2 separate regions of the Homo sapiens genome follow, and region 2 is linked to region 1. The links are chromatin loops, found by intact Hi-C in ENCODE. Cell type or tissue: dorsolateral prefrontal cortex. All regions are shown on one strand. Links, peaks and the distances in the headings refer to the core of each region. The heading gives the core; the rest is flanking DNA. Region 1 holds the start of GABRB2 (gamma-aminobutyric acid type A receptor subunit beta2). Region 2 has its middle 23 kb from the start of MIR146A.

Region 1 (5,327 bases), core at 1-5,000:
TGTCTCTAAGGGAATGTTGTGACTAGTTTGATCTTCTATCAAGAGCACTAAAACTTTCTCCATATCATCAGTAAGCCTTTTCCATTTTCTTATCTTTCATGTGTTCACTGGACTACCACTTTCAATTTCCTTCATTGACTCCTCCTTTGCATTCAAAACTTGGCTGCTTTGAGCAAGAGACCTAGCTATCTGCCTGTCCCAGCTTTTGACACACTTTCCTCACTGATCTTAATCATTTCTAGCTTTTGATTTAAAGTGAGAGATGTGCAACTCTCATTGTAGGGCTGTGAATTGGCCCAATTTCCATATTGTTGTGTCTCAGGGAATAGGGAACCTCACAGAGAGGGAGACGGACAGGGGGATGACCCATTGGTGGAACTGTCAGAACACACACAACATTTATCCATTAAGTTTGCTGTCTTACCTCAGTGCAGTTCATGGTGCCCCCAAACAATTGCAATAGTAACATCAGAGATCACTGATCACTGATCACCACAGAAAATATAATAATAATGAAACAATTTGAAATATTGTGATAATTACCAAAATGTGACACAGAGACACAAAGTGAACACATGCTACTAGAGAAACAGGCTCATTATAGACTTGCTCATTTCAAGGTTGCCACAAACCTTCAATTTATAAAAATGCAATGTTTGCAAGGCACAATAAAGCAAGCTAGAATAAAACAAGGTATATCTATATTCTGGTATTCACCCAAGATAGGTAAAATGGGACTATTACTCCCCTTTAATGAATGAGTAAAGTGAGCCCAGTCTATCTGTGAATATCCTCAGGATGACTAAGCATCAGAAGTAGAACTCGCATCTGAGACTCCTGATTCACTTCAGGGTCTTTCTATCATTGTGATTTACAAGGAGCATCACACTGACATGGACATTTATTTGTCCAGTACAAATGAGTCAATGACAATTTAAATGGTCTGGTTCCCTACCATTCTTCAAAGAAAGACATGCTATATCATAAGAGAAAGTTACAATTACCAGAGACTGCAGTCCACAAAGGATAATGAGGGATAAATGTGTCTGTTAAATCAATTTTGAAGTTTCATTTAAGTAACCAATCAACCATTCTTTCACACCTGAAGCTAATCAAAAGGCCCTAACACTCAGACCTACATACAGGGTACAACACACCATAAACATCTGTTATTTAGACACCAGAGATGGAATTTCCCATCTGTTGCTTCAAAACAAATAATCATCTTTAAAAAATAAAACAAACATCACAAAAAAATTTCTTTGAAGATAATTTTAGGTTATTAAGGTTGGAAGCTGAAAAAAATGTTAATTTTTCAACAAGTGACAATCTAGCTGGACAAATCCATGGGTGTAGCATAAGGCTAAGTAAGGAATCTGGCTTGGAATTTTCAACACTTGGTTCTAATCATTAATGTTGCAATGTTGTCCCATTTACAACCTGATATTCATTTTTGCACTTCAACATCTCATGATTTTTCAGCAACAGTAAATAGCTTTAAGTGATGACACCTTGCCTTAACTGGATCTATATTTTGACTAGCAGGTCTTGGCATTGTTTCCACCTCAGATATCTCTCCAAAATGTTGCATGTAGGCAAAAAATGAATAGAACTTAAAGGAAAGAAAAATAAAAATTCTACCACTCTAAACAATGTTAGGATATAATACCTTTAAGTTATTAGCTAACCTACTGCAGCAACCTCTAGTCATCTCATGATTATCTCTTTGGGTTCTAAATTTTTCTTGATATGTTTCACAAAATCTCATTTTGTGATGCTCTAAAGAGGGAGGTGGTGGTAAAATAAGACTTGGGACTGAGAGAAGAGCATAAAAAAAGCAAAATGCAAAAGAGAGGAGTCTGAATCAATCACGTGTAGGATGCACAGAATCACACCTGATTTCTATATTACTTTGTTTTAAACAGCATAATTTAGATTCACATTCCTGAGACATAAGAAGGTACCCACATTAAGACATCTTTTATTTTTATGCTGAAGCTCAAAATATAAACTGATAAAAGACCTTTCAAATTCACCAAAAGTGAATATTTGTATATCTGAGAAATTAAATACTATCCCAAGAAACATTCTCTAACCACACAGATTTTCATAATGTGAGGGAAATTTTTGGTTCTGAAACATCCAATATTATCTTTAGTCTGCGTTTATATTGCATGTGATAAAAACTTTCTCTAAATTAGAATATGAGAAGATTAATGTCATTAAAACATTTCAGAAATAGCAGAATTCCCTTGCATACTCATAAGGTATAAGCACAGTATTCATTTGCTTCAGAATCTTATGAAATCTCGGGATTATCTCTTATCTTTAGACAGTGTATGAGGACTATGTTGGTTACTGAGCTTCTTCTTGTTTGAATTCTGGGAATATGGAAATTTATATAATGTTGAGAACTAATTTTCAAGTCCTGAGGGGTGGCTTAGAAATGTTTTGCATAAAAGTTTATATACTATACCCCTTTATTTAATAATTAATCCAATTTCTAGACAGAACTATGCCAAAACACAACCTTCTGAAACGTGCTGTGTACTATCAGGACTGAAAGTAACACTGGAATTCTACATTAAAATGTGGCCTATCTAGAGGGACTTCTCCAAAGCATGAGATTTTAAAAACACAGAGTAGAAAAGTCACTGGAGGAATGCCCCCAAGTATGTGGGGGCGTCTGGGACGCTTGTCATCGCATTGCATGTCTGCAGTGTTCCAATATGGGCAGCAGGGGGAGCTCCCGATTGAAGCAAACCCCCCAACACGTGTTTCCTAGTTGGGAACACAGGCTTTTTCCTCTTAACACTTGCCCCAAGTCCACGGAGGCAGCCACTAAGGAGTACTGCTGTCAATTAACTGTACAAGCTTAGGACATGTGGTGAATGAATTGCTAAAGTGAACGGGGATGACACATGGGTCTGAGCCTACCTTTTAGAAACAGGATGGCCAATTTTTATTTTGGTGGGCAGGAGGGATTAAAGCAAGCAGCAAACAATGGAGTTGGGGCAGGAATGGGGGATGGGGGCTTGCCATTAACAGTAAACAGTGATCTTTGAAAGCAACGAGTGGGCATCAGTATTCCAGGGCCTTTATTAGTTTTGTTTGTAGGCTATATTCTCCATTAAATGTCAAATCAAAACTCTCCCTTCTTCCCATGACCCCACATCAAATCCAGAAAATCACTTAATGAACTGGGTTTCTCATTGAGCCTGAGGAGATGAGGCTTCTGTAGGGGGTCTCCTGCACGTGGTTGCGTTTTACACATGAATGTGTGATGCATTTTACTCCAAGTATCTGAACCAGGTTGAAAAAATCCTTAGGGACCAGAAAGAGTCAACTCTCTAACCTCAACACAGGGTATTCTAGGGTGAAATTCCATGCTCTCACCCCCACCTCATACACATAGCCAAGCACACCCCCACCCCCAATAGCTGGCTCATTTCTCCTTCCTGTCCCCAAACGAAAGTTTGCAAAGAAGTAGTCATAAATGTCAATACTCACCATATTGACTTCAGAAACCATATCGATGCTGGCAATGTCAATGTTCATCCCCACAGCCACGGGGGGACCTGCAAAGCAAGACGGCCAGCCACGTGATTTCTTTGAACTTCATTCATTCTCAGCAAGAGTTATCCCTGAGCATAAGACACTCTGCCCAAAACCCTTCTGCACTACTCAATCTCAAATTTTTCAATTCTCTGCTTTTTTTGTTAAAAAAAAAAAAAAAAAAGGTAGCAGGCACACACTCCTCTAACAAATGCTGTATTGAATATGCACACACGTATGCTGTGAACAAGGGATTCCAGCTCTGTCTACATATGCATATGTCTCAGCATGTGAATGCACACAACTCACAGAAGCACAAGAATCCTTCTAGTCTAAGGGATTTTTATATTTTGCGCTGAAACCCCCTCCTCCTCAGTCTTTCCCACCCCCTTCTGTGCACAGGTTTTAACTCTTTGAGCTTCATAAGAGTCTGAAGCAATATTAAGTGAGTCTATCAGCATATCTAGGGCTGCAGCCAGAGAGAGATTCTTCTTTCCCCTACCTTCTCTAACCCTCCCATTTTCTCCCTACCCTCCCATCCCCCAGTCCTCCCCATTTCTGTGAGGCTGGGAGGAGTGGATTATATCCAGACATGAGCCACTGTAACCCTGGCCAGAAGAACTCTTCCAAAGTAGGCAGGCACAGGGGGTTAACGCCACCTCTCAACCAACTGCCTGCACGTCTTGTCCTAAAAAATGTTAACGGTGGCCTTCCGCAAGCCGGGTTCTCTCGGCACACCATTAACTAAACTTAAGAGGTTTGTGTCTCAACAAAGCAAAGGCAGGGAAGCAAAGGATTCATAACAGTGAAGCTGAAAGACAGCAGTCACCAAATTTGAGTACACACTAAGAGGGTCTCATTGAAAGACCACGGAAGTGGTGGGTAGCAATAATCCAGCTTAAGTTTTGATCAGTTTCTCAATATGGTAAAATAGAGACACATTCAGGACACCACATGCACCCACAACTAGGGAGAGGGAAGAGAGCGCGCACAAAGCTCAAAAGACAGCTTCGGCTGTGGCTGGACTTATTTGCAAGGCAACCCCATTACCTCCAAAATCTGGTCTCAGACGAATGTCATAGCCTTTCAGGAGTCTATCCACCGTCTCTTTAACCAGCGACATATTACTAGGGTCATTGACACTAAAGAAAGAAATGACAATAAGCAGGCATCAATAAGGAAGCAGGCATAGCGTTTTCAGCATCGGATCCCTACTACATTTCCCTGCTCACAGAGGTATGCAGACAGAACCCTTCAAAGTGAGAACGGAAAAGAGAAACGCTGGGCACACTTACCTCTGCGCACAGACAGCGGCGATTATTAAGGGGAAGGACCAAATCCCAAAGTAGCCCCTTTTCCGCACTCTCCACATCCCTTTAGTTTTTGATGGAATTGAGGGTTTCACTGAAGAGAGGAGATCCAACTTAGTCTGCCCAGTGCAGTAATTCTAATGTGAGGCGCATGCGCACGGCGTACCAAAACATCAAAGGGGAAGCGGCGGCTGCCGGGGACCGAGCAGATTTCCTTGTTTAAAAAAAAAAAAAAAAATTAAAAGGGAAAAAGGAAAAACATGTATATGTATAATACATACATATTTGAATAATATAGAAAAGTCACCCCACAGCAGCATCCAGAATAAAATTTTTGTTGTTATCCTTTCGTTAAGACAAAATAACTACAGCGTCTGGTAAGTTTCGGTAGTTGCAAGAGGCAGTTTTGCACCGAGCGGGTTGTGGGTTTTTGGTGTGTGTGTGTGTCCTTTTAAATATGCA
Region 2 (5,378 bases), core at 113-5,112, 1.0 Mb before region 1:
GGGGAAGAGAAGGGACAGTGGCCCAGTGTTAACACCACCAGGCCACCTGCCTGTGCCTTCTCACACAGAGTCAGGAACTCCAAAGTTCTGAGAAAAGGATCTAAGAAAGCAGGGAAACAGCGCTGGCCTGGGCCTGCCATACATACCCCCCCCACACATACACACACACATACCAGCAGTGAAGGCAGTGGAGAAGAGACCACCTCCTGTCAGAGCCAGTCCTCACAAGCGTGTACGCATCACAGTGGAGTTCTGGGCTCCCCGGCTGCTGGTTCCTCCAGCTTCCGCCTCTGGTTTCCCTCTTCCCTGGCCTGGGAACGTAGAAGGGTGCAGGGTGAAAGACTTGGTCTTCTACCGCATGGATTCTCTGAGCTGCCCCAGCAGGACCGTGACTCTCTGAAGCCTGAAACGATTTGAACAGCCCCCTGTCGGGCAGCTCCTCACTGGCTGATGTGGGCTTGAACATGTCAGTCATGGAGAACTCACCACTTCCTGAATCTCTCCATTGCAGTCTTGGATGGTTCTAGAGAGAGGAGCAGAACTGGAATATGTGGCTACAGCTATGTGAATTGACAGCTTCTGGGCTTTGAACCGCAAATTCCTCTTTCACTTAAAAATCCTTTGGGCTCTTGCCCTTTGTGTCTCTAACTCTTGGGACGTTTTTCTTAGGGACAGGCTTCCAGTGTCCCATCTAACACTTGGGTGAGCTGGGCCCGTTGTTCGTGGGAAGGGGTGTAAGTGTAGGGGAAATCCATTTGTCACAAGAGAGAATCAGGTAGGGGAGGGACAAGGTGACTTCTGAGGTTCTGTTCTTATGCATCTGGACTCCCACCTTCCCTCATTCTATGAAGAAGCTGGAGAGTCCGTCATTCTTGGACCTTTCCCTCAGTGCAAGGAAAACAAGTTGGAGAAGTGACAGTGTCCTGGGATGAGCCCAGCAGCTTTCTTTCCTTTCTCACTCAGCCTCTGTCTCTCTCCCCACAACCGTTTCCTGCCTGGGGCGGTACAGCCAGCAGCCAGTGCGCCTGAGCCCTGTTATTTAAAATTCAGCCGTCACCATGGCAACCTGCATCTTGCTCCATTTCAACCAGAGATACAAAGAAGCAGTGAAAGGGAAAGTTTAATAATGTTTTCTTTTTTTTCTTTTTTTATGAATCTCACTGACTGTCCATCTTTTTGTGAAATAGAAATGTTTCATTTTAGTGGCATTATCAAAATGTCATTCGTTTTCAGACCCCGTGGCTTCTGGAGGGTCAAAGTCATCACTTGCTTTCTAGGGCTGCCGCTGTCACCCCGTTTCCCCCTTCAGAATGGATGATGAGTGTTATTCCGCATTTAGGCTTTTTGAAAGATTTGAGGTTGGACTAAGTTTAGAGAGTGTTTATGGCTTTATTCTCCCTTCCCTTTCCCTGGTATCAAATCTCAGAGTCACGGCAAGGTAAAAAAAGCTAGAAGAGTCTTTAAAGATCACTGACTCTGGGGTGCCATTTTTGTTTCAGTGTGTGTAGTACCTCCTCCCCAGCATTCTGAGAGTGCTTCCTCATTACTGTCATGGAGCTTGGCCTCTGGGTGGTGTTTCTGTGATTCATGTGGAGCCAAGAATTTCCCGTAACCACTGTGACTGGCTCATGAATGAGTATACGGCCCAAAAGGTATGGCTGAGCTGCAGTTCTGGGTCTGAGAGAGAGCCTCTTTATTTTTCTGCTGAGGGGATGAAAGCCTGGAGCTGCCAGAGACCCTCACAGAGAAGGAACTTGCCTACAAGTGGAGTGAACACAAAGGGAAGCAGAACTGATGGATGGAGAAGAGAAACCAGGCTTGGATGACGTTGCTTGATATCTTAGATCGAGGCAACCCTGAATCCATGGCTTTGCAGTTTCATGAGCAATATATTCCATTTTTTTACTTTAAGCCAGCTTCAGCTGGGGTTTCTGACAGCAGAACGCCACGACTTTGATGTTACATACCTCAAGCTCCTTCTTTTACAAATGAAAGCATGGAGACCCAGTGCAGGGAGGTAGCATCCAAGGTCACACAGAGAGGCAGCTCTGAAGGTCAGGTCTCCTGGTGTCTTCAAAGCCTTTCTGTCTGCTGTCCTTCGGTCCTCTGTTTTCAGGCAGATTCTGTTACCTTTGCAGGAACAAAAGCTGAGCCTATGGATGCTCATGATCAAAAAGTATAATTACGGTGAAGACCCTTGCTCAGCTACTCATCCCAGGGTGAGGGTGAGCATTTGGGGTGATGTCCAAGGAAAGTGTCCACCCTCGGCTTGTACAAGGAAAGTGCTCACAGTTGGCTCTGCATAGCCCTGTGGACAGACCCTAGGTACACTTTGCCTGTTTTCTTCATTGAGACAAGATCTGTTTGTTCAGTCTGCAAACAAATGTCACACATTCAACCAACACTTACAATTTTATTAATTTAATTGAACAGCATTAATTGAGGGCCTCCTATGTGCTAATCACTGTTTTGGGGGCACAGATTCAATGGTCAATAAAGGGAGGCTCAGTGCCTAAGCTCATGGAGCTTATATAATTTACTGTGGACATGAAAATAACCAGAGATACATAAAACTAAGGACTGTGAAAAAGTCTTATGCTTGGAAATTTCCCCATACCATGAGAGCATAAGACGAGGGCCCATCTCATTTTCAGAGTTGGAAGGAGCCTTGAGCTGATATGGGCAGAAGGAGCAGGAGTTAGATGAGCAAAGGGAGGTGTGGTTGGGGACTAGGGGACTGAACCTTCAAAGCTGGGAAAAGGGGAAGGCAGGACTTTGAATTAATTCATGCCAGTGTTGACAGGGGGCACCATCTGCCAATGTCCTTCTCTTTTGCCACTTTAAGTCTTTCTGTTCCTGCCCTATAGATTCTCTGAGCCCCCTTATTCCCATGACTCCCTAAGTCAGTTATATAATCTATTTTCCAGCCCAGGACCTTGGATGCCTAAGTTAAGATCTGTTTCGTGCTAAAGACTAGATAGTAGCGTTTTTGTGTGTGAGACTAAACATCATTCCCATGATAACGAGGTCTGCTTTTAAAGAGAAAGATGTGGGTTGCCTTTATCCTTCCTGAAAAGTGCTATAACTTCTCAAATCTAACTTCCGTTTGATTTGCTGTCTGCTGGTGAATGTGACTGTAGTAAAGTTTATTGCCACTAGAGGGCAGGAACACCAAGGCAAAGGACTGAGAAGCGTGAGACCAGGGCTATGAAGTCTGCAGGCACACCCAGATAAGCCGATAGGGTTTGCACTGGTGTGGGACGTGTCAAATTCCAAGCCCAAACTCTGCGTGTCTGAATTCAGATACATCGTCTACACACTCAGATGATTTCATTCTGCATACTGTAATCACTATAGATGCTGGTGCCAGCAAAGAAAGAATAAAAAAGGACTTTTGGTGGGGGAGGTTCCTGCTGTTTATAAAACAACGAAATAATGTGTTGAATTTCACCTTAAAGAGTCCTTTAAAATGTTCCCAGGAGTCAGAGGACCCCAATGTTGGTTCTTAATGTGCTGTGTGACCTTGCTTAAGAAATGAAACTCCTCTGGGCCTAAATTGCCCCTTTGTAAAAGGATAACATGGTGATGTGAAAAGACTCTTCTGATTCAAAGAAGAGAAGTGGTAAAGATGATTGAGACTGGAGAACTGCCCACTTAGATGCCTATTTGTGATTTGTGTGATTTCTAATTCTGGGGGCTCTTCATACTGAGGGAGCTTTATTTTCCTGACTCATACATTTTTTTTTTTCATTTCAGCAGTTGAGTATACTTTAACAGAAAGGAATGAAGAGCTAAGGGTGGAATTTTGGCAGGTGGTGAAGGAGGTACTGTTGGTTCTTTCAAATCGCACCATGACAGTCAGTATTCTCTTTGCCTTTGATGAGGATGAGACTGATATGGGAGACTTGGTGAATATCTGTGAGAGTTACGTGTCTCCCTGAAACTCAGATTAAACCCTCCATTATCCTGGAATCCAGAGCCTTATTGTACTAGCTCATGAACCTGTCAGCTTGAGAATAAGTAGGGTGGAAACAGGACTGCTCTGGGAATGAGGGATGATATATAATGTTTTTCCTGCCGCATCATTCTAGAATGATGGACTATCTCTACGAGGCTAGGCCCCAACAAGAGGTGGAGCTTCTGCCTAAAGCCACCATCTTTTTCGAAGAGTGTCCCCCCAGGTGACTAGGTCTCTAAGGACCTAAGCTCCCTTTGGTACTCCTCTTGCTGCCTCAAGCTGGGGAAAGATGGTGGTTTGGGCTCTACCTCCATGTATTTGGGCATGAAACATCATGAAGACAACAAACCAAAACAAAGCAAAACAAGCCACAACACAAATCCTATATAAAAACCTCCTTTCTCTGGCAGTCCCAGTTTCTGGGGTTCACATTCCCAGAGAAGTTAGTCCCAAAAGACAGAGGGAGAGAGGTCAGCAGGAGTGAGATGAGGCTCTGCTTGGATTCCCCTTCCTCTCCAGACCTTTGTGGACCACCCTCCAGCTCTCTGTGGTCTTTCTCTCCCATTCCACAGCTGCCTGATTGACGGTGAAGGGCTGCTCCATGCTGCTGCTGCCATTCTCACTTAGCAAGAGATTATAAATGCCTTCAGTCTCAATTAATATAGATTAGCACCATTTTCCCCCCTCTACAGATTATTTTAATGGAAGTTCATTTTTTTGTCGGGTGGTATCAGCACCACCATTTTTTTTTTTTTTTTTTGTTCTTTTTGAGACAGAGTCTCACTCTTGTTGCCCAGGCTGGAATGCAATGGTGCGATCTCAGCTCACTGCAACCTCCACCTCCTGGGTTCAGGCGATTCTCCTGCCTCAGCCTCCCAAGTAGCTGGGATTATAGGCCAGTGCCACCACGCCCAGCTAATTTGTGTATTTTTAGTAGAGACGGAGTTTCACCATGTTGGCCAGGCTGGTCTCGACCTCCTGACCTCAGGTGGTCCACCCACTTTGGCCTTCCAAAGTGCTGGGACTATAGGCGTGAGCCACCGCGCCCAGCAGCACCACCATTTGTAATGATTGCAGAGTGTTCCGTTGTGACAGCTCCACGATTTCCTTAACCGTCTGCTCCCCACTGATGCTGCGTGGCCTCTCTGCATCTTGTCACGGGTAAAATCACAAGATCTTAGGGATCATCCTCTCTGGACAGGCTTTTCGTTTTACAGAGAAGGGAGATGGCTTTGAGCTGATGGCAGACTAGGACTAGAATCCAGGTTTTTGGATTTCCCACCCGCTGCCCTTTTCACTCTGCCAGGCTTATTGAGTGTAGGCATAAAGGAAAGACAAAGGGACCTCACAATCCTATGTGCTAGACAATTTACAGACAATGAACACAAATGTCCCCTTACACATTTTTGTATTCTCTTCC

What was found. A loop is a pair of places that touch in the nucleus more often than their neighbours do. Peaks named below come from ENCODE experiments on the same cell type or tissue, not always from the same donor. Only the 100,000 strongest peaks of a DNase experiment are listed, where the experiment ranks them.
Region 2: it touches region 1 in a loop (2.8-fold over the local background); 10 of 110 quality-filtered maps call a loop at or near these places.

What each region holds. Positions count from the first base shown.
Region 1 is chr5:161,541,717-161,547,043 of GRCh38, forward strand. GABRB2 (gamma-aminobutyric acid type A receptor subunit beta2) reads right to left here and starts at 5,009. Exons shown (of 10, transcript NM_001371727.1): 1 at 4,851-5,009; 2 at 4,606-4,697; 3 at 3,511-3,578. The coding sequence starts at 4,927. In dorsolateral prefrontal cortex, for the core only: CTCF peaks have their summits at 2,730 (motif pointing right) and 2,937; DNase peaks (open chromatin) are centred at 2,755 and 4,565; H3K4me3 peaks cover 3,800 bases; H3K27ac peaks cover 1,640 bases.
Region 2 is chr5:160,505,798-160,511,175 of GRCh38, forward strand. No RefSeq gene overlaps it. Among named protein-coding and RNA genes, the nearest start is that of MIR146A, 23 kb to the left of the region's middle. RefSeq lists enhancers at 380-439, 3,027-3,106 and a silencer at 1,012-1,061. In dorsolateral prefrontal cortex, for the core only: CTCF peaks have their summits at 3,159 (motif pointing right) and 3,363; DNase peaks (open chromatin) are centred at 1,024 and 3,194; H3K4me3 peaks cover 1,035 bases; H3K27ac peaks cover 4,693 bases.